Linked DNA regions of Homo sapiens: regions 1, 2, 3 and 5 are each linked to region 4. Evidence: chromatin loops called from intact Hi-C (ENCODE). Cell type or tissue: endothelial cell of umbilical vein. All regions are shown on one strand. Links, peaks and the distances in the headings refer to the core of each region. The heading gives the core; the rest is flanking DNA. Region 1 overlaps MAML3 (mastermind like transcriptional coactivator 3). Region 2 overlaps MAML3 (mastermind like transcriptional coactivator 3). Region 3 holds the start of LOC124900781 (a long non-coding RNA gene). Region 4 has its middle 8.9 kb from the start of MGST2. Region 5 has its middle 41 kb from the start of UCP1.

Region 1 (6,193 bases), core at 548-5,547, 440 kb after region 4:
AACAAGGCAATCCTTCACCTACTCCTACTCCTCAAAGCAGCATCAGATGAGAAGCCGGGTGAGGCATGTTAACCGAGAAGCCCTCCTCCAATTAATGTGCTATTGCTCCTTTAAAACCGAGAACAAACGGCGCGGCCGCTCCTGATCCCGGAGGCTGCAGAGCAGTAATTGTCACTTAGCCACTTAACTCCCCGCCGCACTGCTCACTCACTCATCGTGGTTTATCTCTCAGCCAATTACTGCTGTCATTTGCGTTTCAATGTGTGCCATCAGGGGCCAGGCCCAGTCGACAGCAGAACAGAAAACACCGGGAGGAGAGCCGACTGGCTTCCAGAGGCGGGTGGAGCCCACACCTCATTCCCTGCTGCTCTGTGGGAGCTTGGAAGGTATTCTCCTATCGCAGAGGCTCCCAAAACAGCTCCAGAAGGGACCCAAAACTACCTGACCACACTCCAGTTTTGTGCTGTGCCTGGCTGTACACTGAGGCAACCAAAAAGAAAAATTTGAGCCCTAAGTACCAAGTCAATAATAAGGATGGTGATATTAAAGCAACAGAAACTTTAGCAGCTTAGTGTGACAGCAGACAAGAGACAAGTAGAGGAAGTGGCAAGGATTCCTGCACTGTATTATTGTGAAATCCACCCAGGGCTAGCCTACAAATGTGAAGACAGGAAAACTTTATAGGTCTCGCTGCTCTTTTATGCGAGCAGATTTCCAGGCACGATGTTGTTCACCCATCTATAACTTGGCCCCAAAGTGTGAGGAACATATGAATTTTCTTAGGCGGTCCTGAGTTGAAATATCTAAAAATTATATTTGCATTCTATTGCCATATTATAGACTGGTGATACATTCTATACTTGGTAACACAATTTCATTTTTAAAAAAATTTCTTCAAGGCACAACCAGATGTGACTTTTTATAACTAAATCAGAAAAAAAGCTTGCCAGACCATGTGTCCAGATTTTTCAGTTCTGCAAAGATATCCTTTCTGGTTGCTCAGTGGATCCTAACCACAAAAGCTAAGACTCATGTTTGTTTGTTTTTTTTTTTTTTTTTTGAGACAGAGTCTCGCTCTGTCGCCCAGGCTGGAGTGCAGTGGCACTATCTCGGCTCACTGCAATCTCTGCCTTCCGGGTTCATGCCATTCTCCTGCCTCAGCCTCCCAAGTAGCTGGGACTACAGGCACCCGCCACCACGCCCTGCTAATTTTTTTTAATTTTTTTTTTATTTTTAGTAGAGATGGGGTTTCACCGTGTTAGCCAGGATGGTCTCGATCTCCTGATCTCGTGATCCGCCCGTCTCGGCCGCCCAAAGTGCTGGGATTACAGGCGTGAGCCACCGTGCCCAGCCAAGACTCATGTCTTTAAATAGTTTGTTTACTCTGCCTTCCTGGATCAAATCTATACCATCATGTGCTGCATTAGGGCTTTTCTCCCAGAAGGTTGAAACCTCCCATGATTGTAGAGGCAGCACCTTGGCTGTATTACCCTAGCCTGAGATTTCCTTTGGAGTGCATTCGGTCTGGCCGTCAGGTTGTCCTGCTCACTGTGCAGCATGATCCCCCTGACATTCCATCCTTTGGAGCCCCAGTAACCACAGCAGGAGGGCCAGCAGCTGAGGCTGAGCCAGAAGAGACCTGTTCTAGCTGGATCTGCACAGCCTGGTCTCTGGGTCTAAAATAAAACTCTTAACTTCTCTGCCAATGAGCTCTGCCAGGCCTGATGACGTAACAGGTCCCTTCAGTTCTATTTGCAGGCAAGGTCCATTTACATCAGGATTTCATCCAGGTAAGGGGGAATTTGGGAGGGGGAGGGAGTGAGGGACTCTCAGAGAATGGACCTGTCTTCCCATCATGCATGGAAAAGGTCTGAAAGAGCTGGTGAGGTGCCAAAGTAATTGTACACGTCATCTTGAGCTGTGCAAAGAGGAGCAGGCCTAGCTATAGCTAATTGCTATCCTCCGGCTATATGCTCCCCACTGAATACCAGAGAGGGGAATCTGTTCGGTGCATAACAAAGAAAAATCACAAGTAAAATAAAGCTAAGCAGCAGCCGGCCAACGCTGTGATGCTGCGACCGCCAACCATGGCCAGCCACACACAGGGAAACTCGGATTTGTCCTCACTCATCTTCTCTCAGGCCTTCTAATTAAGAAAACCTTAAACTTGGAACCAATTTACTCCTTTCTCGCTCATTTAAGTCATCACCCTGACCCATCTCTGATGAAGACAGAGCACTTCAAACAATGGAGAGTAGTTCCTAAGATAGCCGGTGGCCAACGTGAACTTCCTAATTAAGGACCCACACAAAAGTAACTTTCTCTTCTTCTGGGCTCTTTGTGTTTGTAAAAATGCGGCTTCAAGCTGAACAAACTATTTGATCATCTTCCCGCTTCCTTCCTCCTTTCCTGTCTGTCTGTCTGTAATGTTTCTCAGCTGATCAATAGCTGTCTCTCTGTGTCATGAAGTGTGCAATAAGCTGTTCTTTTTCTTTTGTCTCAAAGCCAGAAGACGCTGTATGGAAAGACCAGTTCCTCTTCTCCCACCCTTCTAGCTGTGCGTGGCAGCCCAGTGGAGGTCTGGACGCTTGCCACTGAGTGCCAAGAGCAAAACCCAGGCCAATCAGCAGGACGGATCCAAGCCCCTGACTGCAGCAGAGGTGCCTCTCCGCAGCCAGGCTGCAGCCACCCACAGCCTTGGGGCTGCCCTGACCCTGCCTCAGGCAGGAGCCCCGCCTCCTTCTCAAAGGACGTCACAGAGTACCTGCCCTTGGGGTGCCACACATCTTTCTTTGCTCTCTTTTTTCAGATTCAATTTGCCTGAATAGGAAGAACCTCTCCTTCCTGCCTAATCTATTCCCAGAAATCCCAGCTGCTCTCCCCAACTTTCACAGAGCAAATCAGTAGGCCCACCACTGTCCATGTTGGAGATCACACTGAGCCTCGTCTGGACCCCCCACTGCTTCTGGAGCATCTCCACAGACGGTCAAATCTGCATATCCAAACCTGAATCCTTCATCTTTCTCTCCCACTTGACCCCCAATTGGCAACAACACCCTGCGCTCCAGGCTGAGGGTCAGGCTTAACTGTCCCCTCTCCTCATCTCCTACATCCTCTGCAAGCTTTCTAAATTTTATTTCACACACATTTCTCAAATCCAGCCCCCAGAATCTAGAGATAAGACCACAGCCCTAGTTCAAGCCCAAATCCATCCTCCTCACTGCCCTTCTTGCCCCCTCTTCTTTCCAGGGGCCGCCTAACACAGAATTCTAACTCCATTGCCCTGTGTCCCTCTGCCCTACCCTCCGAGCCCCCCAATAACATCTGAGAACCCATGTTCCTCTCCACTGTCACCCACTCAATCCTTGCAGCAGGGACCTGCACTGGTTCCTACCCCGCCACAGGAAGCTTCCTGCTTCCTGTTCAGGCTCCACCCTCTCCAGAGAAAGGCCCCTCCTCCCCTTCACCCAGCTAATAACTCTGACTTTGTTCACGGACTCCCCACCTCCAGACTGGGCTAAGTGCTTCATACACATTTCTGTCATTGGATCAAGCTCCTAAAGGGCAGGGACTGGGTAATATTTCCCTGTGTAGTCTCAGCACCCAGTTACACACTGTGGGCTCCTGTTACACACAGCAGGTTCTCAGCAATTGGGATATTGCATTTGTACTTTCAGATTACTAGCTGATGCTCTCTATTACCTACCACAGGGCAATCAATACCTAAGTATGCCTTAGACCCATTCTGGTGCTACCTATTTAAAGAAGGCAGACTCCTAGACACCAACGGTTGTGTCTATGGAACATATTTTGTCTAGCAACTTACGCACTTTGGGGTACTTAATAACTTGATGGAGTTGAAGATGATGACGGTGACAATGACGTCAACCAGGACAGGAAACTGGAGATGATTAGACATCCTTTATTCTCCAAGGCTGTGTAGCTGCTTAAAACAGTTCTCGATGAGTCACAGAATGACAGCTCATTTATCTTGAAACCTTAACTAACCAGAATACAGCATGGACCCTCAGTCAGACACACTTCTGAGAAGCTGAAATACGTATCCGAAAGTTCACATGCTTGTCCACACACAAGTTAAAGAGGTAACTTGTGGAAGGGGTCATCTAGTCTGCATTCAGGGCCTATTTATTCTTGCTTAACATTCACCTTGATAATCTATGCGATCTCATTCCTCAGTCACAGCAAGTTATTTGATGTAAAATATGAGAAGAGGCGAGGTGGCAAGAGGCTGCTGGGGACTGACACGTGGGAGCAGTGCAGAAGAGAACCCTGACAAACCTTAAAAGAACACAAAGTACATAGTAGTCTTGGGATGGCTCATGTTGAGGGACAATGAGTTCCACACATATTAACAAACCCTAATGACACCATCACACAAAGGTACAATATTTACCCTCACGATGATGAGCAAGATACCGAGAGAGTTACATTCTGTGCAATATTTTCTACCTGCAGAGAAAAGGAAGTTGAGAGAATATTTTAAGATGATTTCTATCAAGGTGATTTTTTTTAAGGAGTTTTAGCATTTACTGAAGTAGATTGCATTTATCTGGAAATTTTGCTGCTGAGATACCTGACAAATGAGCCATTGCTTAACTTCATCCAGCATGGAACTATTAAGTAGCCACGGCACAGGCCTTGCCCACCAAGAGTGCACAGCCTAAAACAGCCCAATACCCTGGAGAATACATTTGTATATTTAGTTTTATTTTAAAACACAGTGAAACAGGAAACACTATCTGCCAGAAAACTACCAAATATAGAATGTCCCACACCTCCCCATCCATGCAAAACACAAACGGACTAAGATTTCAATTCAGGGCAAGAGCATAAGAGATGAGTCTATTTCAAGGCAGGTTCCACTTGGGAAATGATAATCTTCTTTTGGTCTTGATAACCCACTCTCCTCAGTCTCTCTCTCCTTTCCTCTCTCCCTCCACCTTTCACCACCTCATCTCAGCTCCTTCAGTGTACAGGAGCTGCTTAGAAGGAGAAGACGAAGCCGAGGTTTTGTTCGAGTTGTTACAGTCCCATGGTCATTTCCGTAGTGGGTCAGCAAGTACAACCAAAGTAAATCCAAAGAAGGGAAGGATGAGAGCTACCTGGTTATTTTTCAAAAAGATGGGGCTTTGAAATGGGATTTAAAAAAAAGTTGGGAAGTATTAAAGGGAAAATCTTCCTGAAACCGGATACTGAAGAAGGAATGTACTGAAGGAAGACGGGGTGAAGAGTGGCCAGAAAAAAAAAAAGGTTAATTTTATAAATAATACCAAAGAGTTAAGTGGACAGAATGATGGGAAAGAAGCTAAAGTTTGGCCACTTATCTGACCATACCTGCAAAACTGGAAATTTCACAACCTCATCTCCAAGCTCACGTTCCTTCGTGGTGACAAGAGGGAAGTGAAGACTTTTAACCAGATGGGAAAAGTTACCACAATATTTCCAATACTGTGTTTCCACCAAATATTTCCAAACTGGCATAGGATAGAGGGCATGAACCAGCTATCACTGACTGGCTTGGCATTTTTGTCAACCTGCCTGTATTAAGAAACCTGTCTTGAAAAGAGCATTTTTATTAAAAGCTAAAAGCCTTCAAGTCCTCCACGTTTTTCTCCACTACGAAGTATTAGAATAGAGAGAATAAGCTATCGTTCATTTATTCAACATTTACTGAACACCTATTAATTATGTGCTCGGTCCAGGGAGTTCTTAAGAGTTCTCACATTTTCAAAAACTGGGAGAACTTCTATTTTGCATATGTGAAGTGTGTTTATTTATACCCAAACAATATTGTGATAAAGAACATTTGTAGTTCACTCAAAATATTCGCAGTATGCTCAAAAGGGCAAAGGTTTTTTGAATCCGAGCTCTATTACATACAATGCGCACGTCCTTGGGCAAATTATTTCTCTAGACCTTGTTTTCTTCATCTGTGTAATGGGGAACTAGGTTTCATCATTTTTTATGAAGATTAAGTGAAATATCAGCTGGCAAGCACTTAACAGAAGCTGGCACATGGCATTCAAGCAATCATGCATTTAGTAAATATTTATTGAGCACCTCGTATACGCCAGGCTGTGTTGTAAACACAGAGCCTCACCAACCAAAGGGAGAAGCCAGATTCCCCCTTTCTTATCCTTCCCGTATCATCACCAGGACTTCTCAGGGGCTC
Region 2 (6,193 bases), core at 368-5,367, 73 kb after region 4:
AAGGGACAAGCAACTGCTTTTTAATGACCTAAGTGGATGCTTTGGGCATAGGAAGATGACATCCTCAGGAGTTATACAAAAAAGGCTAATCTTATTCCCATGAAGCCACACTGCCTGTAAAATACATCTCTACATGTAAACTATTCAGCATTTACTGCTTTGAGGAAACCATGTGGGATTCCACATATACCAGCAGACCAGGAGGCCTGCATATTAGTCTTTCTTCTTCCACTCACGGGGATGCTGCACTGCTAGTGTTGCTACCAATATGCTGGGAAGGCTATTATCATTATCATGCTGTATGTGCAAAGGGAAAGAAAATAAGAGTGATGTAGAAAGAGCAGAGAAAGAGGTTTCAGTTCTAGGTCTGCCGTCAAGTAGCTTGCGTGACCTTGGGGATGTTGTTTAACCTGCTCCCTGCAGCTGCTGAATATTCATTAAGCACCTTTCATCTGCAAGGGCTATAAAGAATATACAACAAGGTCCCTGTTCTTTAGAGTGTTCATTATAAAAATAACACACACTGACCACCTCTTAACGCCTGTGTTTATTTCAATTTTTTCTCTTGTGTTTGTTCCTGGGCTGCTCTATAATTTTCTTTTCTTTTTCTCTTTCTCTACAAGGCCAGCCAGTATTCTGGCAACCAAAGAAAAAACAGCCTCTGACTCGTTGACCCCATCCCATGGTTCCTACCATAATGTTCTACAGAAAACTGTTGAAATTAATTGATTGTGTAGACCATTAAAGTGTAGACAAGAAACCACACAAATCTTTTAGGCAGCAATAGAAGGGCATTACTGAGAGTAAGCTGAGCATTTAACAGCTTCTCCTCAGTCAAACTTCCCATATAATATAAGAATTTAACTGTCCCACTTACGACTAGGAATGAGCCCCTGGCAGCCTGTGGGGGACTGAGGGTGTATCCTGGAGTCAGGAATCAGGAGTCCTCAGTTCCATCCTGGCTCTGTCTCTCTCTAGCTCTGTGATCTCATATAAATCACATAAGCTCAGTTTCCCCACATAACCTCAGTTCCTCATTTGTAAAATGATGGGACTTCATGATGTAGAATGTTTCTAAGTTCTGTCTAACCTTTGTGAATGGATGAGAGGTTATGTGCTTTGAACTTTTGGAGAATACGGCATTAAATGTGAATTCATGCCTACTTTCAACCTGCACTGCTCTGATTGCCAAGTCTACTGAGAATCATTTTAAAGTTTCCCAAAATATGTAAGATCCCAAATCCTTCTGTTTTCCCTCACATGTCCTTTCAGGAAACCCAAAATCTGTTTCCAAAATCCAAAGTGTGAGGACACTTTCAATGCTGCAGCAACCAAGATTGGTGTTGATCTGGCAGTATTCACTCTCAAAACGAAAAACTGAGAGCTGGCCGGGTGCCGTGGCTCACACCTGTAACCCCAGCACTTTGGGAGGCCGAGGCAGGCAGATTGCTTGAGCCCAGGAGTTCGAGACCAGCCTGGCCAACATGGTGAAACCCCATCTCTACTAAAATACAAAAATTAGCCAGGCGTGATGGTGTTTGCCTGTGGTCCCAGCTATTCTGGAGGCTGAGGTGGGAAGATTGCTTGAGCTCATCAGGCAGAGGTTGTAGTGAGCCGAGATCATGCCACTGCACTCCAGCCTGGGTGACAAAGTGAGACCCTGTCTCAAAACAAAACAAACAAAAAAAAGTTGAGCACTTACTCCTTGTAGACCTGCACTTGGACAACCTGCACTAAATCTGCACCCTCCTCAGGTACAGGCAAGACGCTCCACTGACCTGGCTGGGCCATGTGGCTGCAGCTCTCACATGACATTCGCTGACACCAGGGCCACGTGACAGGCCCCCACATACATGTGTGCAGCACATACAGCTTCCAAAACATTTTATACACATGATCTTATGTGATCCTTAAAGCAGCTACATGAGGTGGGCTGGGAAATTATTAAAACCTAATCTGGCAGATGAAGAGGGAAGTTAGTGGTTTTTCCAAAATCACATCACATGCAAAAGAACGGACAAATCTTGGCCCTGAGGAAAGTGATCCTCCCCTCATCCCTCATCATCTTTTGGTACACACAGTTGCTACGGAATGATCCACAGGTCACGGCTTCCCATTTCCCTTGTCTTTCCCAAGAAGCCCCAGCTCTCTCCATGCTCTGGATTCTGAGGGGTCTCCCCTGACCTCTCACCTCCTTGTCTGGGGGCATCATCTTGACGTGTCTCTTCTCACACTCTTCCCACACCCTGTGCTCCCCAGGGTCGGGCTGGCCTCACCGTGTGGGAACACCCTTGGGCTGCACAGCTGAGCTCTGCCTGCTTGCCCTGGGCCTTCTTTGTGTCTTTGGTCACAGCACACATATCAAAAGCCATCACTCAAAACATCAGGCACACCTGAGATTTCCTGGGATTGGCTGAGGAGAGGATTTACAGAGCCCAGCTGCCCTCGGCAGCTCCATTTGTCACTGCCTGAGAGAGATTAGCATGGCTCCTTGTCGCACACCTTATGTAGGTGAGAGGGATAGAGGTTTGTTTGTACAATAGCTGCCAGGCGGCTGACTGACCTTGGTAAAAAGGGAGATAATTACACAGCTGTTCAGGAACAAAAGCAAAAAAAAAAAAAAAAAAAAAAAGGGAACATAAGTGAACTGTGCTCAGCAGTACAATTTTTCTCTTTGGGGGATGCCTGGTGTTACTTTGAACTGCTATTCTTGGTTAATAGGGACCTCCATGGGCCCGTGTCCTACACAGGATACACGGTGGTGGATGCTTAGTAAATTTGCAAAATTCTGGCAGGGCGTGGTGGCTCACATCTGTAATCCTAGCACTTTGGGAGGCTGAGATGGGAGGATCGCTTGAGGCCAGAAGTTCGAGACCAGCCTGGTCAACATAGTGCGACCCCGTCTCTATTTCTTTAAGAAAAAATTCATAAAATTCTGACCCTATCAGGAATATTCTAGAAGGATAACTGTGAGGCAGACTTATGTTGGGCCTTCAGCTTTATATGACAACCTCACACCTCCTATAAGAAAGAGCCTGCTGTGCAAGATTCTCTGTGCAGACCCTCACAGAAGCCGCCTGGGGATCTCTTGTGGACAGCCTCAGGCCTTTCCCTAGGATAATGCTAAGTCAGGTATGGGCATCTCTAAAAACAAAACAAATTGAAATCTACAGTAGCAGTCTGCAGGGAAGGCTTTCTCTCAAAGCTGAGGAATTATAGGGCGAGGGTGGACAAAGATGCTTAAGGTAAAGCTGTATTTGTGTTAGGCTTTCCTTTAACTCACAGATTTCCTGAGCTGTTTTAAAAGCTGTGGGGAGTTTTCTTAAGTTTGCACCCTGTGTGTGACCCAGAGTTCAGGTTTCCAGGTAGTTCTGCAGGCCTTATTATTCTGCTATTGTTCCTGATCCATTGTTCATTACCCATTCTATAGAATTCTTCTCAATTCCTCTTCCTGTCAATTTCCTCTAAGAAACAGAGTTCTCTGAATTATTATTTTTTTCTTCAAGCTAGAAATATTACGGCTTATGGAGCATGTGAGACAGTCCCCGCCATGTGCTGATTACACAGACCCCTGTACCAGAAATCAGAAGGAAAGGAGTCAGACTTGAATCAAAGAAATGTCTCTGGCACACAGGCCTTCAAATTGATGGCTGGAGCCTGTCTTTTAAGAACAAATTAATTCATTATAGGAAAAACCCTAACTAATTGAAAGGTCTAAATTCTTCAGGTTCTCTTGTGATCCTGGGAAATGCTAGACCGTGAGCATCTTGATGGAGGATGTGAACTGCCACTTCCTCACAGGCAGCAGGCAGGTGCTGAATAAGTGCTTGCTGAATGAATGAATGAATCACGCCAAGGGGCATGTTACCTGTTCCGCCAAAATCTGCTGCTGCTGCTGCTGCTGCTGCTGCCTTTGCTCCCGCAGGAACTGTTGCTTCTGCTGCTCTATCAACTGGGCCCGCTGATCAATGAGCATCTGCTTCATGATGGCTGCTTGGGGCTGGCTGCCCAGGAAGCCGGGGCCTGCGGGACTGGCTCCTGAGACCATGCCACCTGAGCCTGGGGGCACGGAGGACTGCATGGGGCCTGTGGTTCGGGGAAGTCCAACTGGATGCTGCTCCTGGGAAGACAAGAGAGAGGGAGATGCAGGGATTCCCCATAGAGACTCACTGCTGTTTGAAGGGAAGCCCCTGGAAAAAGGGAACGGGGCAGAAGTCCCAGCTTATGGACTGGAGGGTTTTTGAGTGGCACGCATTGCATTTCCATAAACGTAGCTTCAAACCCGACCTTACCTGAGTAGAATGAGAGAGGCCACAAGGGACAGTAAGAGAGCATGGCTCTGGGAAGTCCAAGGCCAAGTCCAGTCTGTTTCGGATGGGACTGACTATTGCATATAGACTGGATTTTCAACTAACATCCTGTGTTCCTCCAAGGAAAGGGAATAAGCCCTCAGGCTGAGCTCACCTAAAGTCTGGAACACGAGACACATCCTGACCTCACCTGTTAATCCTTATTTCTTACTGTCTACTTGGCCAAAATGGACGTCTTCTTTGCAAGTAGGAGGGACATTTGCAGAAAACTGCAGGAATTTGTTAATCAACAGATCTGATATTTGATGGAATTCTAACGAGTTGCAACATTTGAGAGCTTAGATATATGTCAGAAAGAAAAATCCTCCTGGCCAGAGTTGTTGATGGTGAGAACTGGGAATGTTTTACACCGATCAAAGCTATGTAATCTCCTAATATTTTTAAAAATAGAATTGAGTCGGCCGGGCGCGGTGTCTCACGCCTGTAATCCCAGTACTTTGGGAGGCCCAGTACTTTGGGTGGATCACGAGGTCAGTTCGAGACCAGCTTGGCCAAGATGGTGAAACCCTGTCTCTACTAAAAAAAAAAAAAAAAAAAAAAAAAAAAAAAAATTAGCCAGACATGGTGGTGGGCACCTGTAATCCCAGCTACTCGGGAAGCTAAGGCAGAGAATTGCTTGAACCCGGGAGGCGGAGGTTGCAGTGAGCCGAGGTCGCGCCACTGCTTTCCAGCCTGGGCGACAGAGTGAGACTCTTTCTCAAAAAAAAAGAATTGAGTCTTCTATGTCTGGGATAATTTAAACATGGGGTGTTGGATTGGGTCTCTTGATTCTATAATTATATGTCAGCCAGTCGAATGATGGCAACTTTTAAGGACTGGTCCTTAGGGAAGAGGAGGTCAAGTGGTAAAGACCTAATTCCACACAGCCCAGGTGACTACATGGAGAATGTGCTCAAAGGCGAAGTTTATGCTCTGAGCTGGACAGTGTAGACTATTAGGGGAAAACAGTGAATGGGAAGAAAAGGTGTGTGGCCCAGATTCAATTTCTAGACACTTCCTTTCCTATTTTTTCTACCAAGACTACCTAGCAGTGGCAAGTATGTTCTGAACATTCTGCAGAAATTCCTTCTACCTCACTGAAGTTTCAAGTAATTAATGTGAAATGGAGGAGTTGACACAGATTAAATGGGCACACATATAAGGACATTCACAGTCATTTTGTGAAGCACTATTATGAGACCTAAATAGCAAGAAGCAAATGTGAATAACTCTGTCATTTAAAAATTTTTAAATCCAAATTGGATTTTAACATTTTTCTTCTTTTTACTTTATTGCCTTTCCAATGCAGATACCGTTAAACATATTGGCAGTTTTTTCTCAAAGCAAATAGGTGAAGTTTCTCTCTGTCTCTCCTAGAGAGACCGTCCTGGATTTGATTCCCTATGGCTTGGGCTTGTGTTCCTCCCTTCCTTCTGTGGTGTGCTGTAGAACCATGCAGGCTTCCCTCTCCACTATGACTGACTTCAACTGCATCTTCAGTTGCTCTTCTTCCCTCCAAACAAAACAAAACAGCAAAGCAAACAAAAGCCAAACCAAACCAAAACGCTACTCCTCTTACCCTAGAAACAATCACCCAAGAAGCTCTGGTTTGTTCGTGCAGTAGCTTAGGTCACACAATCAATGAATGGAAGACACAGAACTAGCAGAACTAGAACGCTATTTTTTTTTTTTTTGTAACAGATAGCTTGTCTTTACTTTTTTAAAAAATGTAACTTAAAATTAAAAAAAAAATTTCCATAAGTTATCGGGGTACAGGTGGTATTTGGTTACATGAGTAAGCAGAACGCTGATTTTGATTCTCAATTCAGTATTCCTACTAGCTC
Region 3 (6,193 bases), core at 577-5,576, 110 kb after region 4:
AAATACACCAAGTGATATCCCTGTTTCCAAAATATCAATCACACACTCAGAGAACCACTGAGCTGGAAGGGACCTCTGGGCATCGTGGCACCTGAACCTCTCTTGATGAGAATCTACAAGACATTTTGTTAGATGTTTGTCCATCCATCCATCTGTGAAAAATCACAGTGATTGGTTGAGAGACTGGTTCTAAAATGAACATCATGTACTTGGGAGACAGATGTCCAACAAATCACAGTCACCCAGAAAGAACCTTCTCGCCCATGTGATTTCTCCTCTGATCCCTGATGTTCAAACTGACATTTGAGGGGAAGACAGAAATGTGTCCAGATAAAACTCTCCAGCTGGATGGTACAGGGCACAGCAGTTATGACAGAAAGAGAAGAGCCGCAGCAGAAGAGCAGTCTGGTTACTCCCCCAGGGAAATAACATCCAGAGGGATGGGGGACTCCAATATACTGCCTTGAATATCAACACACTGAAGTATGCAGCAGAAACAGAATGAACCTGCTGGAACAGGCTGGTGTCTGTGGGGCTCACGTGGCAGGGAACTCCTGCTTCCTACCCCTCCACATCCACCCTGCCCTTGCCCCAGGTCCCGGCCTGACTCCTCACCTTGAACCAGCATCTCTCCCTTACAATTTTTCTAGCTGCTATTAGGCTGTAGTCCTGCTCTAGGTGTGGAAGACCAACTCTAGGTTCTGGCCATAAATTGTTTTAGCACCTAGGCAAATTGCTTTCTAGGTTATTAAAAGAACTGCAGATGTTAGAGGCTGTCTCTAGGATTGTTAGACAGCCTTGTTTTGTGCTTTCTTTACCTATTTTGATTTTTCTATAAGAAGTATGCATTATTTTAATATTTTTGGGAAAAGAAAAATGATTTAAGATAAAAATATTTTTTTGCATCTGTGGTTATGGAAACACTGTTAATATCGAGAATGAATAAATAATGGAATACTGGAATGAACCATGAAGAGAAGCAAGGCAATAGCCCACTTTCACACAGGGGGTAAAGGCGAACATGATATTGATTTCTTGCAAAGTTTTAGGACAAAAGATTAAACAGGATTTCTGAAAATATGTAAAACAAAGAGGCCACCTTTCCCATTATTCTGTACTGCTGTTAACTGATTATAGTAGGGGAATGCCACATATGTGATACTTCTCAACAACACGGTATTTGGCAAACTCTCTCATGACAACTTTTGGACAAAATGGAAAACAGTGCATAGAAGTCAAGAGTAGGTTCCTTGGAAGCTGGCTGAAAGTCTGGTCCTACTGGTACCCAGATTGGTGTCAATCTAGAAAGAGTTCTCTAACGGGGAGTGATAAGGCACTGTCACTGATGTAGATGAAGGCAGCAGATACAATGATACAAACCTGAAAAGATGAGCTAAATTCTCCCTGTGGAGTTTCCAAGATGCTGAAAGTTGAGCAGAAACTCAGGTCAAACTTAACAGAGGTAAATCTAGAATTCAGGTGAACAAGAAACCAGCTACACAAGTTCAGGATGGGAGGCAGGGAAGTGGGATAGATAGAATGTGGGCTTTGGAATCAGTCTGCTGGGCTGTAATCCCAGCACTTCGGGAAAATTACTTAACCTCACTCAGCCTCAGTGTAGGTGGGAGAATTAAAAGGGACTGATGGCACCATGTTTAGCACAGCGCCTGGCTCATGGGCACAGGACACGCTCAATAACTTTATAATTATTAAATGTGGCCAGACAAGAGTTCATTGTATACAGAACACCAAGGCGCTTCATTGCCCAAAGGAACAGTAAGAACTGACAAAGTGATGAGGCTGTAAAACACGTGAATTTGAACTTAAGCTGCAGATTCAGGAAAGAAACTGTACTACTATATTCTATACCCATCAGAAGCCATCTGGAATATTGTTCAGCTCAGGACACCACGTTCTGAAAGAGATACCAAGAGGCTGGAGTGTATCCAGAATGGTGTGACATGAGAGTGAGAAACAGCTGGACAACTAGAATCATTTAAGAAAGAAAAATGAGTACAGGATGGTCGTGACAACTCTCTTGAAATACTTGAGGAATTGTTATATAGAAAAGAGAGTCAAATTGCTCTGTTGTTCTAGAGGACAGCTTTCTTTTCTTTTCTTTTTCTTTTTTTTTGAGATGGAGTTTCACTCATGTTGCCCAGGCTGGAGTACAATGGCGCAATCTCGGCTCACTGCAACCTCCACCTCCCGGGTTCAAGTGATTCTCCTGCTTCAGCCTCCTGAGTAGCTGAGATTACAGGCACGCATCACCACACCTGGCAAATTTTTGTATTTTTTAGTAGAGATGGGGTTTCACCATGTTGGCCAGGATGGTCTTGAACTCCTGACCTCAGGTGATCTGCCTGCCTCAGCCTCCCAAAGTTCTGGGATTACAGGCATGAGCCGCTACACCCGGCCCTAGAGGACAGCTTTCTAAAAGTCTTCAGCCAAGTTTGTTTAACAAAAGGGAAAACTTTTCGACAGAATGGACCATGGAACAGGTTGCTTCATTTCCCACCACTGCAAGTGATCAAAGAGAGTCTGGAGGGGGCGTTAGGGGAATTGGAGAGGTTTTCACAGTTGTTCCCCTTCTTCCTCCTCCCTGCTCCAACAGCTACAGCCTCTACTGCTGGACCTTACTAGGCTTCCTTTCATCCCATTAATGATGATTAGATAGGACACAGAGTCCCCCAGTTCCTAACCTTCTCCACTAGAGCACAGAAGGCACATTCTCATGCACAGATGCATATTCATCCAGCAAGTATTCGCTGATGGCCCTCTACAGGTCAGGAAGTGTGCTACTTGACAGGGGCTAAAAAGATGAACAAAGTATATCCCCAGGGAGCACCTAGGCTAGTGAGAAACAGGCCCCTCAACAGATGCCTGTGAAACGGTGAGGCAAGTGCAGTGATAGAGATTAGCACGGGGGACTCTGGAATCACAAAAGAAGCTCAACTAACCCAGCCTGGCTGGGTCAAGGGGAGTCAGGGAGAGTTTTCTCCGGGAGTAGATCCTGGAAGCTGTGTGGGAATTGGTTAATGTGTTAGAGGAAGAGGGACAACATGAGCAAAGTAATGAAGGTAAAGAACAGCCCTGTGGACAAGCAGTTCTATATTGCTGGATTGTGAAGCATAGGGCATGAGACAGGAAGAAGTCAGGCTAGAGAGGTTGGATGGACCGAGAGCCCAGGGAGCCCAGTGTGGGTTTCTAGGAGCTTCTATGCCACATGCAGAAACTTGCATGGATGAAGGACTCTTGTTCGAGCTGCAGAATCCTAACTAGTCCCTGGCCTCTAGAAAATATTTGTGCAATTGTATGTTTCATTACCATGCATGTCCTCTGTTCCATGAGTGCAGGGCCTTGTCCATCTAATTCATCACTATATCCCCCGTGTCTAGCCCAGCGCCTGGGACACAATAGGTGACTAAAAAGGAAGAATGGGAACAGAAAGGATGCAGCTTCACAGGGTTTTTGTGAGGCTTCCTAAGGTGCTATATGTAGCATGCTTAGAGCACTTGGCCCTAGCATGCATGAATAAGGGACAGTGATTGTGATTATCATTCATTTGCATTTCTTTTTCTCCTGTCTTGTTGATTTTTCAAGCCCACTGCTTATAGTACCTTTGCTTTTGTGGCTGGCCCTGATTAATACATTTTGATGAGTAATAGTGTTTGCCAAATGATAACGGTCCCCAAAGAGGCCCCCAACCTACAGAGAGTTACAGAAATATTCAGCATCATAAACCAAAAAAGGATATTCAAAGGACAGAATCGAGGAACTGATTTCCTCAATGGGAATACAAAACTTATGTTTGCAGGCAGGCCTCCTCGAGAAAGTATGCAAGTGTCACATGAGGCTCCATCGCTACACTCATGGCCAAAACTTTAACCCCCGTGAACCCTGGATAAAAGGCAGGTAGAAATGGTTGAGAATAAACTGTTCTCTGTAGACCTCGTTGACCCTAACAACCATCTGACGGGGCTTTAATCTGGTGGGGTGTGGCCAGGCACAGCCCATGGAGGAAAGAAAGCCCCCCTTTCTTTCCTGAGGAGGGCTGGAGAGGGGGTGCGTGTGCATATTTCGTGTCTATGTGCCAAAGTTAGGCTTCCTGACATTGTTTCCTCTGGCTTCTCTTGGCACAGTGTCTTCCTGGTCTATGAAGGCCTGCAACTGGCTGATCTTGGTTAAAGGGAAACTGACCAGTGGTATTTGGTGGATACTGCTTGTCCTAAAGATTCAGGAGGAATAGAACTTTCTCCAGGAACCCAGGGACTTATCCAGGGATGACAATCTAACTTTTTAGGGTCTGATTGAAAGATCTGCATCCTTGTGGACAAGAACTTAACTCTACAGAGGAGATTCCTCCTGCCACAGGATTACACCTGGAAAGATTTTAACATTCTTTTCCTTTGTCAAGTCCCCAAAGGATACATTCCTGATAGGGAATCCTAGAGTTTATTCTCCCTTGAATGACTAAGGCCCTAGGCAAAGCTGAAGAGGAGTCTGGATTCTGTGAGAATGAACAAGGCAGCTGCTCGGAGTCGGCTGCTGAGGGGGCCATCTGTTTAAGCAACGAGAAGTACGGAGCTAAAGAGGCACACGGTATTCAAACATGTGAGTTCCCTGCACCAGGGCTTCTGGTCAGTTCTTCAATCAGGAGAGAAAATGATGCTTAGGTGTTAAAGGTTCAGGGGGAGCCGAAATGACTTCAATTGCCAAAATAAACAGAATTGCTTAATTAATCTAACTAAAAAATCCTGTTCAGCATTGGATTAAAAAAATCATGTTGATGCTGCCCCTGTTTATTTGGCTGAATCCTGGACTGAGAGGGTATATTTAGCCTCAGTGTGCTTGCAGGATTGCATCTTGCAGCTCAACAGGAAATATCTGGAGTCACAGCTAAAGATATCTCTGCATGTTCAGAAATTTACGAGCAGCTGTAAAAGTGGAGCTATGGTGGGCAGAGTGCTGGAACAGTCTCCCTTTCAAATGAGAGAGGCCGCTGAATTAAACACTTGAATATACCAAGTTCATGGCAGGCAGAGGGCACCTGACATGCTAAAAATAGCCAAAGTGGAAGTGCTTCTGTTGCTAAAATAATACTGAACTGGTATGCTCCTTTTCTCAACCCACAAGAAATGGGTGAAGGGGTAGAGGGTAGGCTCTGAGATTCCAAAAAGTGTGTCAGAAGCTATGCCAAGTGAAAGTCATTTCCTCATTTTGCCACTTTTCAAAAATAAATAGCTTTCTTAAGCTGAGCAAACTGAAGTAGCAGTAATCAATATATTATTTTTTAATAACACGAGACAGAAATGGTAGCAGCAAAAAGACACTGCATACCTGGATCTGTAGTCCTGCTGACAAGCAATCCTGCTGACGAGCAAACCTTTTCCATCATGGGCAAGACTCATTTATTTTTAAACATCCTTTTGCTAGACTCCCTTATCAGCAACTCCACGCCCTGCTCACCAATGCCCGGCTGGAAAGGTCCCTACTTACTCCTGTGCACATGCCTGGCAAGGCTGCTTGCTAAACAGCATGGACAAGGGGACGTCTGTGCCCCTGCATGTTGCCGGGCAGAGGAGGCTACGACCTTTTCCCGAATGGCCATTAGGTCCAAGAGCCACTGAACTTTCATTCTGTGACCGAGGACATTGTCTCATCTTTCCAAGTCTCACTTGCCCTTTTGCCTGATGTGGGGCTAATAGAGATTACCCTGGTGGCCTCCTGAAGTTGCTGTGCAGATCTAGTGAGCTAATGCATGCGAGAGCACTTTGTGACTCCCAAAAGCCTGAAACCTGATGGAGGATGTGGTTGCTGTTGTTATTGGGCATTCTACTGGAAACGCGGGGAAAGAACAGCAACATCTCCCGGTGATAAGGGAGTGCTGTGCACAGACATTGAGTGTGTTCTCTTTTGTGGGATGGTGCCATCTTCCACAGGTACAAGCACTGTCCACATCCCACTGAGAGCAGCAGGGGCCACAGGAAGTCCGCTTGCTTTCAATGAGCTTGGCATGGCTCACTGCCGGCATCGCGGCCACACTCCTGCTTCAGTGACTGCACCTACTCTGGGCAGCTCCCAATGCAGGGCTGGGCCTGGGTTCACGGGGAAGCAGGGGCTGAGACAGAGGTGAGCCCAGCCTCAGTGTGAATGGTTATGAAGTTATCACCAGTGCCTACCCTGGGACCAG
Region 4 (6,193 bases), core at 427-5,426:
ACCTTGCAATGAGGTTGTTCTGGTGACTACTCAGGTGTGACAAAGTACCCCAAAGTTTAGGGGTTTATAACAACCATTTAATTAGGCTCTAATGAGTTATGTGGGTCAGTAGGGCACGGTAGGACTGGCATGTCTCTGCTCTTCAATGTCTGAGGCCTCAGCTGAGGAGACAATGGCTGGGAGTGCCCCCACAGCTGTGGGCTAGAATCATATGAACGTATATCCATGCAGGTGGGGCTGCGTGCTGGGGCCATAGCTGGAGCTGTCACCCAGAGCCCTTACACGTGGGCTCACATGGTGCCCTTCGGGTAGCTGATTTCTCTCATGGCAGCCGAGGGCTCCAAGCATGAGGGCCCCGGTGAATAAAGCAGAAGCTGCCCAGCATCACTCCTGCTGCGTGTCCCCACCTCAAGACGGGAGAAATGGCAAAGAATTTGCAGTTCTGTTTAAAAACTGCCATGGGGGAAACTGCCCCAATGGGAGATGAGGTGTAGAAGACAAAGTCCTGAGAACACATGGACACATGGAGGGAACACACATACCAGGTCCTTTCTGAGGGTGGAGGGTGGGAGGAGGGAGAGGATCAGGAAAAATAACAAATGGGTACTAGGCTTAATACCTGGATAATGAAATAATCTGCACAACCAACCCCGTGACACACGTTTATGTATGTAACAAACCTGCATATGTACTCCCGAACTTAAAATAAAAGTTAAAAAATATATATAATAAAAGAAAATAAGTTCCCTCTCCTTTCCTCCCTTCAGTGGATTGTGCTGAGGTGCAGTTTCTCCACTCAGCCTGTCCAGAGATTCCCCGAGGGCTGGCTGGGGTGCCTGTGCAGTGACTGGCTACATCTCATCACAGGGCATCTGAAGCAGCACCCCACGTGGACATGCTCTGCTTCTGGCCAATCTGCCATACTTGGCTCTCCCATCACTTTTGCTGCCCTGATACTGCACCCGCCAAATAAAGCCTCAGCATTCCAGCCTTGTCTAGAAAGCATGGGCTAAGGGACCCTCTACAACCCATCTGCCCTGAAATGCAATTGATTTGTTCTTTTAAATCTCTTTCTCCATCCACACTGACATTTCCCTAGGCCAGGCCAACATCTTCTCTTGCCTAGACCATAATATGCTTTCCTAACAGATCCATTCGTATCTACACGAGTGATACTGCCCCATCAGTCCACACTGGTGTCAGAGTGATCTTTTTGAAACAAATCTCATCACAAAACCTTCCAGCTTAAAACCCATGACAGGCTTCACATCCTCCTTGTAAACAGGGTCTCTCAACCTCAGCACTACTGACATTGTGAGCGGGGCAACTCTTTGCTGTGCTGTGGGGGCTGCCCTGTGCAACATAAGATATTTAGCAGCATCTCTGGACTCTACCCACTAGGTGCCAGTAGCACCTCACTCCCCAGCTGTAATAAGTAAAATGTCTACAGGCATCACCCAATGTCCCCTGAGGACAAAATCATCCCAGGTTGAGAACAGCCGGTATGAAGTAAGCATACTTAACATGACCCTATGTGGGCCAACCCTGGCACAGCAGACACTACTCTCTTCCAGGTCTCTAAGCAACAGCCACACCGGACTTCATTCAGGATTCTTTGACCATGCCATAGCCTTTCCCTCTACAAGCCTTTTCCTGTTCTTTCTCAGCCTGGAATATTCCCCTTTCTCCTTCCAGTCCACCCTCTGACACACACACACCTGTGCACCATTCATCTAGCTAACACTTTAGGATCAGTCCTCAGCCAAAATGTCACTTTTGCGAAGGCTCTTCTTGCCTCCCAGACTAGGTTAGGCCCCCTGACATACATTCGTATGGCAGTTGGGACCTCTCACAGCACTCCCCACATTGATCATGAATTAATTCGCTTTGGTTATGGCTTGTTAATGTACATCCTCCTCACTCTGCTGTAAATACTGTAAGAGCAGGGCTGTTGTCTGTCTTGCTTATTCCTGGGTCTCAGCACTTAGTATGGAGCTTGGCATGTGGTAGGTACTCAATGCATTTGATGAATGAATGAATAAATGAACTTATGCACATTCTTTTTTTTTTTCTTTTTTTTTTGAGAAGGATTCTTGCACCGTCTCCCAGGCTGGAGTGCAGTGGGGCGATCTCGGCTTACTGCAACCTCTGCCTCCCAGATTCAAGTGATTCTCCTGCCTCAGCCTCCCGAGTAGCTGGGACTACAGGAGCATGCCATCACACCTGGCTATTTTTTTGTATTTTTAGTGGAAATGGGGTTTCACCATGTTGGCCAGGCTGGTCTTGAACTCCTGACCTCAAGTGATCCGCCCGCCTCGCCCTCCCAAAATCCTGAGATTACAGGCATAAGCCACCACGCCCGGCCTTATGTGCATTGCTATTTTCTGGTTTGTTCCTTTCTTTCTTTCTTTTTTCTTTTCTTTTTTTTTTGAGATGGCAGCTCAGGCTGGAGTGCAGTGGTGCAGTCATAGCTCACTGCAGCCTAGAACTCCTGGACTCAAGCGATCCTCCTGCCTCAGCTTCCTGAGTTGCTGGGATTACAGGCGTGAGCCACTGCACCTGGCCCCCTTTCCTTGCTTTAGATTTTTCTCTTTCATTGCAAAGCAGTACCCTCATTCCAGTATGAATAAAAACCCAGTTCTCGGATGTTTTACCAACCAAACTGTCTGCCTGATCTTGAGAAACTCTTCAGACACTGCCCAGCTCTCTGACCCACTCCTTTCCAAATAATTTTTGCAAAGTTTTTGTTTTTTTTTTTAACCAAGCCACTTTAAAAGCTAGGGGTACATCAAGGGATCAAATCAAAGTCCAAGGTGTGGTATCCAATTCCTCGGAATATTGATCAAAAAACGGGCATCCCCTTGGCTAGGGATTTCCCCACCACCAGGTGGAAACCTTGTGTCTTTTCTCACCCCTCCTCTATCCCCTCGCAGTTTGCCACAGGGATGCCAAACGTAAAGTGTCCTTTTCTGACCCTTCTCCATGGAATGTACGTCTCTGGGGCAGCGTCTGTGTTTGGCTTCCGTCTAGCTCTGAGTGGATCAGGACTAACGGTTAAATCCTGGTATTTTTACATTTGAGCACCTGTGGGTTTTGAGCAATTGACTGTTACAGGTCGCTTGCTGGAAATGGTCAATGTGTTCATACCTGAAAAACTGAATTTTTATAGGACATTATTTAGAGATGATTTTGACAGTTTGTGTTAACTGACTTGTTCCATTTTCACTGATGTGCATCTGTAGGGACTTCTGGAAACCTGGAGGAGTAAGCTATCACAGGGACCTCAGAGGGTGGCTTGCCTGGAAGCTGAGCTGCCTCTGGTGGTGTTATCCCGGCAGGTCTGGCAGCCCTGGATTGACTCCCCCTAGCGGTTTCACAAAATATGTTATTTTGATAGAGCACCTTAAACTGCAGCTCCTAGCTCTAAATGTGTGGCTGTTAGAATCCTTCTACTACAAATTAGGGATGAAATTAGATGACCAGCCAGTGGGACCTCTGAGAAGAGAATGAAAAATAGGCTCATGCAGGAGAGGGCGTGGAAGGGCGGATAAGCTGTTTTGTCTGGAATTCCTGTCCCAGACAGGTTTGTCTGGGAATGGCCAGAAACTGAAATTCTGAGGATATCATCCTGCCCAAGTCCCAGAAGCAAAGGTGAGAACCAGGCACACCCTAAGGGCAAGCAGGAGGGAAGAAGAAAAGAAAGAAGAACGAGGGAAGAACAAGAAGAAAGAAAGAAGAAGGAGGAAGAGGAGGAGGAGAAGGGAGGGGGAGGAAGGGGAGGAGAAGGAGGGGAGGGAGAGGCGGAGAAAGGAAAGGAAGAAGTGGAAGAGGAAGAAGAAAGAAAGAAAGAAAGAAAGAAAGAAAGAAAGAAAGAAAGAAAGAAAGAAAGAAAGAAAGAAAAGAGAAGCAGGCAAGCAGTTTTCAAAGTTCTTTATCATCTTGCTAAGGTAGCTGAAGGATGCAGTCACAGGCCCGCATGCACAGGAGGGCTTTCCTGTTTGGGGCCAGTAGGTTTCTTGTTTTGCTGTGTTTCCTTTCTTTTTGTGCAGGACGTGACTTGGCCTCCGATCTAGACACATCGGTGTTTTTGTGAGTCATGTTCTAACAGGATTGTGCTGTGTTGAAATGACTGTTGTTTGGTGTGTCAGCCCAGATGCAGGTTTAGCACCACATTTCAAAGTGAATAAGAGCTGCTTTTAACTGTTTGTTCTTAATCCACCAACCTTTTGTGTTTTCTCATCAAAAGAGGGGTAGCTTGCCCTTTTTCTTTTGCCTTAAGCCCCAGAGAGACACCAAGTGAAGCCACGGTACCCCTTTTTTTCTTTAAGTAGCCCAATCACATAATATGCTGTAGGTTTCAAGAGAGTAAACTCTCCTCTGGTGCATAGAAATCTCAGTAAGTTCTCTGAGGCAGTAGTTGGTAGTCCTGGAGATTTTTCAGTTAAATCAGTGTTTATTTCAAAAACGCCCTTGGTGATTCTAATGTGAGAATCACCAGTCTCCATGCACTTCAAAGCCAGTGGGCGGGGAAGTACTGGGCCCAATCAGCTGAGACTCGGCTCCAGCCACACTTACCTTTGCTGGTGCCTCAGAGCCTGTTGCCCCATCTCAGCCTCAGATTTCCCTCCCATGTCTGTCTGTCCTTCTCTCTTCCACCCAGGCATACTGTAAACTCCTCCAGTGGAAACCAGCATTTCTCCTGGGCTGCACCCGTGAGGCCTACAGGTCCCATCTATTCCCAGCCTCACCTCTTCCCTTCTGCCACTGCAGAACCTTCCACACCCCTTTCTCCTCTATCCTGGCACCACTGATGCTCACTTTGGGCACCTACCAGATTATTCACCCCCTCAACAGCCCTGCCCCATCTTCCCTCTTTTGGATGCAGTCAAATGGAGTGATTTGTCAAGCTCTTGAAGCTTTCTAGGTCTCAGTTTCAGTTTCCTTATCTATAAAATGGGAATAATTTACAGGCTCCTGGGAGTTTTGTGCAAGTTACATGAGACCATGTGTGCTTTGCTGGCGTGTCATAATGGATCCTGGATGAGGCCCAGACATCTGTGTGTTTCTGTCACCTCCAGTGTGGTAGCAGTGGTATGGGCTATGCTGAGAAACATTGGTTAAGACAGTGGTTCTCCACCTGGCTGTGCATTAGGATTACCTGGGAAGCTTTAAAACGTTCAGGTGCCTAGGCTGAACCTGAGCTAATTAAATCTGAAGTTCTGTAATTTTTAATGACCCCTCCTCACATGATTCCAATGTGCAGCCAAAGTTAAGAGTAAAGGCTCTGGGGCAGCAGGACTGGGTTGTACTGACTCTGGGCCAGTCACTAACCTCTCAGCCTCAGTTTCTCCATCTGAAGAATGGGAATAATATATGCACTTTACTGTTTGACTATGCAGATTAGTTGAGATAATTCTGTCCAGTGGTTGGCATAGGGCCTAGTACAGTGCCTTCTGTTGACTGGATTTGGGAGCTGGCAGGGTGGGCATGAGAGGCCCCCATCAGAGTGAGGCCTTCTCAGCAGCCCTGGGCTCATCCAGAACACCTCAGGCCTCTGGGCTCCAGGCTGTCCCGTCTCTTGCTGCTCTATCCCAGCAAGTTCAACAGTCGAGCTCTGAGCATGGCCTACAGGAGCCAGGGCACGTTCACGCCAGTGACCCTGTTTTAAAGTATCTAATACAAAGTACTATTCAGTTTAAAAAGTTTGTAATGATTCCATGAAAAAGGCAAACCAATAGTATTAGTTGTTTTTGTTGTTGCTTAATTGCCAATATGCAGTATGTTACCTAATTTATGGGTTCAAATTTGATTTAAAACACAAAAGCAAAAAAAAAAAAAAAAGAATAGAAAGTTTTGTTTCATGTGTGGTAACCTGGAAACATGGCCACCATTTATATTATTATTATTATTTTTTGAGACGGAGTCTGGCTCTGTCGTCCAGGCTGCAGTGCAGTGGCACGATCACAGTTCACTGCAACCTCCGCCTCCTGGGTTCAAGTGATTCTCCTGCCTCAGCCTCCTGAGTAGAGTAGCTGGGACTACAGGCACGTGACACCATGCCTGGCTAATTTTTCTATTTTTAGTAGAGACAGGGTTTCACCATGTTGGCCAGGCTGGTCCTGAACTCCTGACCTCAAGTGATCCGCCCACCTCGGCTTCCCAAAGAGTTGGGATTAGAGGCGTGAGCCACCGC
Region 5 (6,193 bases), core at 707-5,706, 950 kb after region 4:
TGCCAATCGCAAAATCTTTGAACCCACCCATGACCCGAAAGCACCCTCCTACCCACCACTTCCAGTTGTTCCACCTTTCCAGACTGAACCAATACACATCTTAACATGTATTGACTGATAGCTTATATCTTCCTAAATTACATAAAACCAACCTGTAGCCTGACCCCCTTGGGCGCATGTTCTCAGGACTCCTGAGGGCTGTGTCATGGGTATTGCTCACTCATATTTGGCTCAGAATAAACCTCTTCAAATATTTTACAGAGTTTGACTTTTTTTGCTGACATTTTGTATAGTGGTAGAGTCCAATGGTGAGTTTGTAAACTGATTTCATACTAATGAGTTAGTATTGTAGTCCCTTTTAAAAGAAATATTGCTAACCCAAGCTGGCCTACCCAAAGCATGTTTGGGTCGGGGAAGAGTACACATGGAGGCCCTAGGCCCACCCCCCACCATTTTTTATCTCACTGTGGATGGCGTTGTGCATGTGGATGTGACACCCCAGCTTATATATAGAGGGTCTGTAAACAATCCTCCCAACAGGGAACTCCTAGGCACCCTTCTGCCCAGGGTGCCATGCCTAGGTACATGGCTCTGCTCTCACGAGCATGAGGAGAAGACTGGGCAGGTCCTAGGAGGGACTCAGAGCTGTTTGGGCAGGGTAATGGGATTCTGGTTACCAGAGTGTGGTCTGGACAAGGTGACTGGCACAGTCCCCCTGACATCAGTCTCCTTGGTCCTTCCAGAGCAGTGCGTGGTGGGGGCAGCATAGTCAGAGTGGCTGGACAAGGCAGAGCCCACTAAAGCCTGAGGCCCAAGGCAGGACACCAACTGCCCACGTCTGAGGACAGTACTAAACCCAAATTGCTCTGCCTAGTGGCATTTCAGGCAGTATTATAAATAGATATTGAAAAATACAGGCAGAGTGAAGAACAGGTAACTCAGGGTAGTCTGCCCACAGGCTTAGCTTCACTAAGCCATTTTACTAATTTTCTTCCTTTCCTCTTCTTGGGAATCAGAGAGCTCACAGAAATCTCCAGGCTTGTTTTTTTTGACTCACAAGACTTTCAAATTGGCAGCTGCAGTTAGTGAGGAGGGAGGGAAAAAGATAGAGATGGGAGTCCATTTAGGAAGGACAGAGATGTGTGTGGGGAGGGAACATTTATTCCCAGGAGAGGGCTCCAGTGATCTGTGCTCCGCTTTGCTGACTCTTTTGCTACTCTTCCCTTTCTACCCCATCCCCAGGCTCTCAAATTACAGACTTTAAACTGGGCATAGTATGTCTTCCCATTTCCAAACTGTCCGTCTGTAGATGGGGAAGGAAAACCGTAGAAAATATCCATGGAAGTGTAGACAAGTGACTGTGTTACCTGCTGACGCCTGGTTCAGGTAGCTTGGCCCTGTTGCTCCTCTCAATACCTTGGGGTCAGTCAGAGCTAAAGGTGACAGTCAGAAATAGAATGTGTAGGCTGGGCACGGTGGCTTACGCCTGTAATCTCAGCAATTTGGGAGGCCAAGGCAGGTGGATCACTTGAGGTCAGGAGTTCAAGACCAGCCTGGCTAACATGGTGAAACCCCATCTCTGCTAAAAAATGTGGTGGGGGACACCTGTAAACTCAGATACTCGGAAACTGAGGCAGAAGAATTGCCTGAACCCGGGAGGCAGAGGTCGCAGTGAGCCAAAATCATGACACTACACTCCAGCCTGGGCAACAAGAGTGGAACTCCGTCTAAAAAAAAAAAAAAAAAAGATATGGAATGCGTAGCTGGGTGCTGTGGCTCACACCTATAATCCAAGCTACCTGGGAGACTGAGAGTTCAAGACCATCCTGAACAACATAGCACGACCCCATCTCTTAAAAAAAAGGAAAAGAAAAGAAACAGAATGTGAAAATCTCTAAGGGGGCTGGCCTCCTTTACTCTGGATGTTCTTGAAATTCAGCCTAGCTCTTTTACTTAGTGAGCTCTTTATGTCTTTCTCCCACATGTGTACAGTTCTCTCTCTCTCTCTCTCTTCCTCTTTGTCTCACCAAATCTAGGAAAGAAAATTATCCTACTTTGTGTGCTGGTGGTGTTGTCTGTGAGCTTCTTAGTGGAATACTGGAAGGCCCACCCTGCTTCCATCTTTCTGACAAGGTCCAGGCTGTATTGTTTTAAAAGTAATGCCCTTGGCTGGGTGCGGTGGCTCATGCCTGTAATCCCAGCACTCTGGGAGGCCGAGGCGGGCGGATCACGAGGTCAGGAGACCAAGACCATCATGGCTAACACGGTGAAACCCAGTCTCTACTAAAAATAATAATAATAAAAACAATTAGCCAGGCATGGTGGCACGCACCTATAGTCTCAGCTACTCTGGAGGCTGAGGCAGGAGAACTAATTGAACCCGGGAGGTGGAGATTGCAGTGAGCTGAGATCATGTCACTGCACTCCAGCCTGGCAGCAGAGCAAGGCTCTGTCTCAAAAAAAAAAAAGAAAAGAAAAGAAGAAAAAAAAGTAACACCCTTGAATCCTTAAACAATTGTCTCATTTAATTTGGATCATTTTGACCTTTAAGTTTCTTTATTCAGATCTTTAATATTTTTAAGGGAGCTGTTAAAAGAGGAATTGAGTTTGCCTCCTTTGCAGAGAAAATTAAAAGTGTACCATGACACTGAGTGCCCTTGGAGAGGGGGAGATCTTTGGAAGTTTGAAGGGTGATCCTAGAAGGTGCTTTTGTACGTGATTGTAGAGGGGGCAGAGAAAAAAAAAATGGCCTCCACCCATTGTGTTTCTCCATGAGCTTTGTGAGTGAGGCCACTGGGGAGTCACCTGTTCCCACAGGCTGGCGCTCTGATGGAAGAGTGCCAGTTAGGCAGGCCATGGAGGAGGGCTCTGTGACCCATGAGACACTGGCACTGCAGGAATATGACGTTGGCAGTGTTTTAGGAGGGGATTTTGCCAGCTTAAGGCCATGAACCCAAGAGGAAATTAGATTTTAAGCAGAAATAAAATCCTGTGGAAATATTTAATGTTAGGTGATGTTTGCATCATGAAGGACATCATCTCTCTTCCATTGAATCTTTTCCTCTTTTTGTCCGTGGCTTCCTGTGTCTGTAATAGAATAATCCATTGTCTCTGCTGAGTGCTGTCTGGAGCAGAAGCTTTTGTCAAGCTCTTCTTGATAATATCATTTCAGTTACACTTGAATTCAAAGCTCTTCTCTCTTTTTTTTTTCCTAAGTGTCTCTAGCATTAAGGGAGGAATGGATCCTTTTAGTTTTGACCACAGAAATAAAACTTCAATCAGAACATGTTGAACGCTGGCTTCAAATTTAGTCACCAGGAATGGTCTTTAGCCCAACATTACCCCCTAGTGGGATAAAATAGAATAGATATTAATGAGGTTATGTGGGATGCATTTGAATGGGTGTAACTAGATGCTCTGGCTTGGGCCTGCTCTGTGACAGATACAAGTGGCTGTTAAGGCCCCATGGAAAAATGCATCTCCCCAGCTCTTTGGAAAGCCACTGGCCTTCAGTGAGCGTGGAGCAATTCCTTCTGCTTAATAACCCCCTCTTTCTCTTTCATTTTATTCTCTCGTTGTTGTCATAGTGAATGGCATTTAAGAACTGGAGAAACAAAGCACAGAAGTCATGTGTAAAAAGTGTAACAGATTTGATTTCATAAAACATGCACACTGTCATATAATGCAAGACACCAAAAGTTAGAAGGCAAATTCAAAAGAACCTAAAGGAGCAATAAACATTGTTTAAAGTAGCCCATAAATGTGTAAAATATTATGTATCGATTTAAAAAATTCAACTGCTTCACTGTGAAAGGAATTTGAATTAAAATGAAATATCATCTTTTATCCATCAGATTAGCAAAAATAGAAAGAGTGTTAATTTCAAATGTTGCTGAAGGTATGTAAGAAGGGAGCACTAGCTGTTGATGGGAATGTAAACAAGTGAAGGACTTTTGAAGGCAATTTGACAGGATCTGTCATGACTTTAAATGGACATATGCTTTGATCCAGCAAGTTTACCTTTTCAATCCTATCCCCAAAAGATATTCTTATATATGTCACAGATCTCTTTACAGTAATATTCCTTGCCACAATGTTTATGATAAGAAAAGCCTACATATAAGTAAAAGTCCATCAACTGAGACAGAGGGTGGGGCAGCATAGGTGTAACTAAATAAATTACGGAACATTTCCTTTTCATGGAATACTGTGCTGACATTAACATAAATGAGACAGAACTCCATATACACCTATGGAAAAAATCTCCATGACCCTCAGGTGAAACATGAAATCACGGAATAAGTTTTAGTTTGATTCAATTTTTGTGTGTATGTTTTAAAATCGTGTATGTGGCCAGATGTGGTGGCTCATGCCTGTAATCCCAGCACTTTGGGAGGCCGAGGCGGGTGGATCACAAGGTCAGGAGATCGAGACCATCCTGGCTAACACGGTGAAACCCTGTCTCTACTAAAAAATATAAAAAATTAGCCAGGCGTGGTGGCGGGCGCCTGTAGTCTCAGCTACTCGGGAGGCTGAGGTGAGAATGGCATGAACCTGGGAGGCAAAGATTGCAGTGAGCCAAGATCGCGCCACTGCACTCCAGCCTGGGCGACAGAGTGAGACTCTGTCTCAAAAAAAAAAAAAAAAAAACACCACACACACACACACACACACACACACACACACACACACACACACACACAAAACACAAAAAACGCGTATGTGTATGTAGACACATATAGAAATTTCTAGAACAAATGAAATTCAATCTATTAATAATACTTACCTCCAAGGAGAGAAGTAGGAGTACAGAAGTTAATAAAGGAAGACTTTCTTTCTGCCTCACTTCTTATTGGTCAATCTGGGAATTCATTTTGCTGTGTCTGTGTATTACTCGTATGGAAAAAAGTAAGCAAAAATAAACACTATTATGTGATATTCATACAGATGAACGATATTTCAAAGGAAACTTCTCTACTATAAGACAAAGAGAGTTTAAATTTAGCATAGCGGCAAGGCTAAGCCCAGTGACAAGTCCTTCATCAATTGTCTTTTTTTTTATTTCCAAGAAATCTCAACACATGGGTAAACATTGTGCTGGAGAAATGAATGGCTCTGTAATTTCCCAGATAGTCAGAATCTTTTTCTGGCCTCGTGGCTTCATCATTGCCTGACTCAGCATGTGTACTCAGGGCCCCTAGAGTGAGCCATGGTGAACCAGGTGGTGAGAGTTGCAGGGAGTGACGGTGTAGGCTGAGGATTCCAACTACTGTGTCTCTTCACAGCAAACACCTGGACATGGGCAAGCCACCCAAGAGACAGTTTTGCTCTAAAATGGTATTTTTTGCCCCTTCCCATTTGGAGCAAAGATACAATTCCAAAGAAGATTCTGAAATATTCATGTTAACCCATGTATACTATTAAAGCTATTTCATCTTACTCATTTTCAAAAAAGTTTATAATTTCATAGGTTGCTTAAGTCTTTTAGAAAATCAATATACCCAGGTTAACTCCATAGCAGCAGCTATTTACAAATTCTCTTGTTTATGAGACAAGCTGTTGAAACAACCCAGTGCCCTATCTCAAAATATTTTGCGTTTTTATCTTTTCATAGACTCTTCCAAATATCTTCTCAGTTTACATGAGCATTTAAGAAGGATCTGGCAAGTTCAAGTATTACTTCCTTATTTACTTCCTCATTATTAAGTACAGTTCTTTATTTCTCACAGTGAGAAGAGATATTGTGTTGCATTACACTGAAAATACTGCACAATTCAATACAAATTATAGAGTTATATTATCCAAATTCTGCTGCTAGGGTTTCATTTTTGTCCTTTGAAATTTCATACTGATCACTTCTTGGTTTATACCAAACTTTCTTTCACTTTTGAAACTTCAAAAGTAAATACTCTTCCCCATTTCCTACTCTTAGGTCTAAATTTGCAGCAGGAATTGAAGGAGGGATTGAAATATTGCACCTGGCTCATAGAATTTGACAGCATGACAAAGGATGCTGTAAAATATGAACCAAAAGGGGAAAATGAATATACTCTAATACCTTGGATATTTTTGGTCCTTTACCTGTTAGGATACCAACCAATGTTGAGAAATAGTATATACATAGGTAGTGACTGATCATAAACTTTCATATATGCTTGTCTATTATCCTGTAGGAAGGTGGGATGGTGAGAGG

The links. Peaks named below come from ENCODE experiments on the same cell type or tissue, not always from the same donor. Only the 100,000 strongest peaks of a DNase experiment are listed, where the experiment ranks them.
Region 1: it touches region 4 in a loop (4-fold over the local background); 2 of 110 quality-filtered maps call a loop at or near these places.
Region 2: it touches region 4 in a loop (8-fold over the local background); 16 of 110 quality-filtered maps call a loop at or near these places.
Region 3: it touches region 4 in a loop (3-fold over the local background); 4 of 110 quality-filtered maps call a loop at or near these places.
Region 5: it touches region 4 in a loop (6-fold over the local background); 8 of 110 quality-filtered maps call a loop at or near these places.

Annotation. Positions count from the first base shown.
Region 1 is chr4:140,092,375-140,098,567 of GRCh38, forward strand. All of the region lies in intron 1 of MAML3 (mastermind like transcriptional coactivator 3), which reads right to left. Among named protein-coding and RNA genes, the nearest start is that of MAML3-AS1, 33 kb to the right of the region's middle. RefSeq lists enhancers at 1-701, 2,661-2,710. In endothelial cell of umbilical vein, for the core only: no CTCF peak of the experiment used is centred there; DNase peaks (open chromatin) are centred at 1,917, 2,527, 3,487 and 3,897; H3K27ac peaks cover 4,800 bases.
Region 2 is chr4:139,726,548-139,732,740 of GRCh38, forward strand. It overlaps MAML3 (mastermind like transcriptional coactivator 3), which reads right to left. Exons shown (of 5, transcript NM_018717.5): 3 at 3,869-4,120. It also overlaps a transcript of MGST2 not described here. Among named protein-coding and RNA genes, the nearest start is that of MGST2, 64 kb to the left of the region's middle. In endothelial cell of umbilical vein, for the core only: no CTCF peak of the experiment used is centred there; no DNase peak of the experiment used is centred there.
Region 3 is chr4:139,758,842-139,765,034 of GRCh38, forward strand. All of the region lies in intron 2 of MAML3 (mastermind like transcriptional coactivator 3), which reads right to left. It overlaps LOC124900781 (a long non-coding RNA gene), which reads left to right and starts at 4,215. Exons shown (of 2, transcript XR_007058276.1): 1 at 4,215-5,942. In endothelial cell of umbilical vein, for the core only: a CTCF peak has its summit at 2,804 (motif pointing left); DNase peaks (open chromatin) are centred at 4,110 and 4,970; H3K4me3 peaks cover 170 bases; H3K27ac peaks cover 2,062 bases.
Region 4 is chr4:139,653,836-139,660,028 of GRCh38, forward strand. No RefSeq gene overlaps it. Among named protein-coding and RNA genes, the nearest start is that of MGST2, 8.9 kb to the right of the region's middle. In endothelial cell of umbilical vein, for the core only: CTCF peaks have their summits at 1,398 (motif pointing right) and 3,347 (motif pointing left); DNase peaks (open chromatin) are centred at 1,486, 3,356 and 4,066; H3K27ac peaks cover 1,833 bases.
Region 5 is chr4:140,606,870-140,613,062 of GRCh38, forward strand. No RefSeq gene overlaps it. Among named protein-coding and RNA genes, the nearest start is that of UCP1, 41 kb to the left of the region's middle. In endothelial cell of umbilical vein, for the core only: a CTCF peak has its summit at 3,351 (motif pointing left); a DNase peak (open chromatin) is centred at 3,312.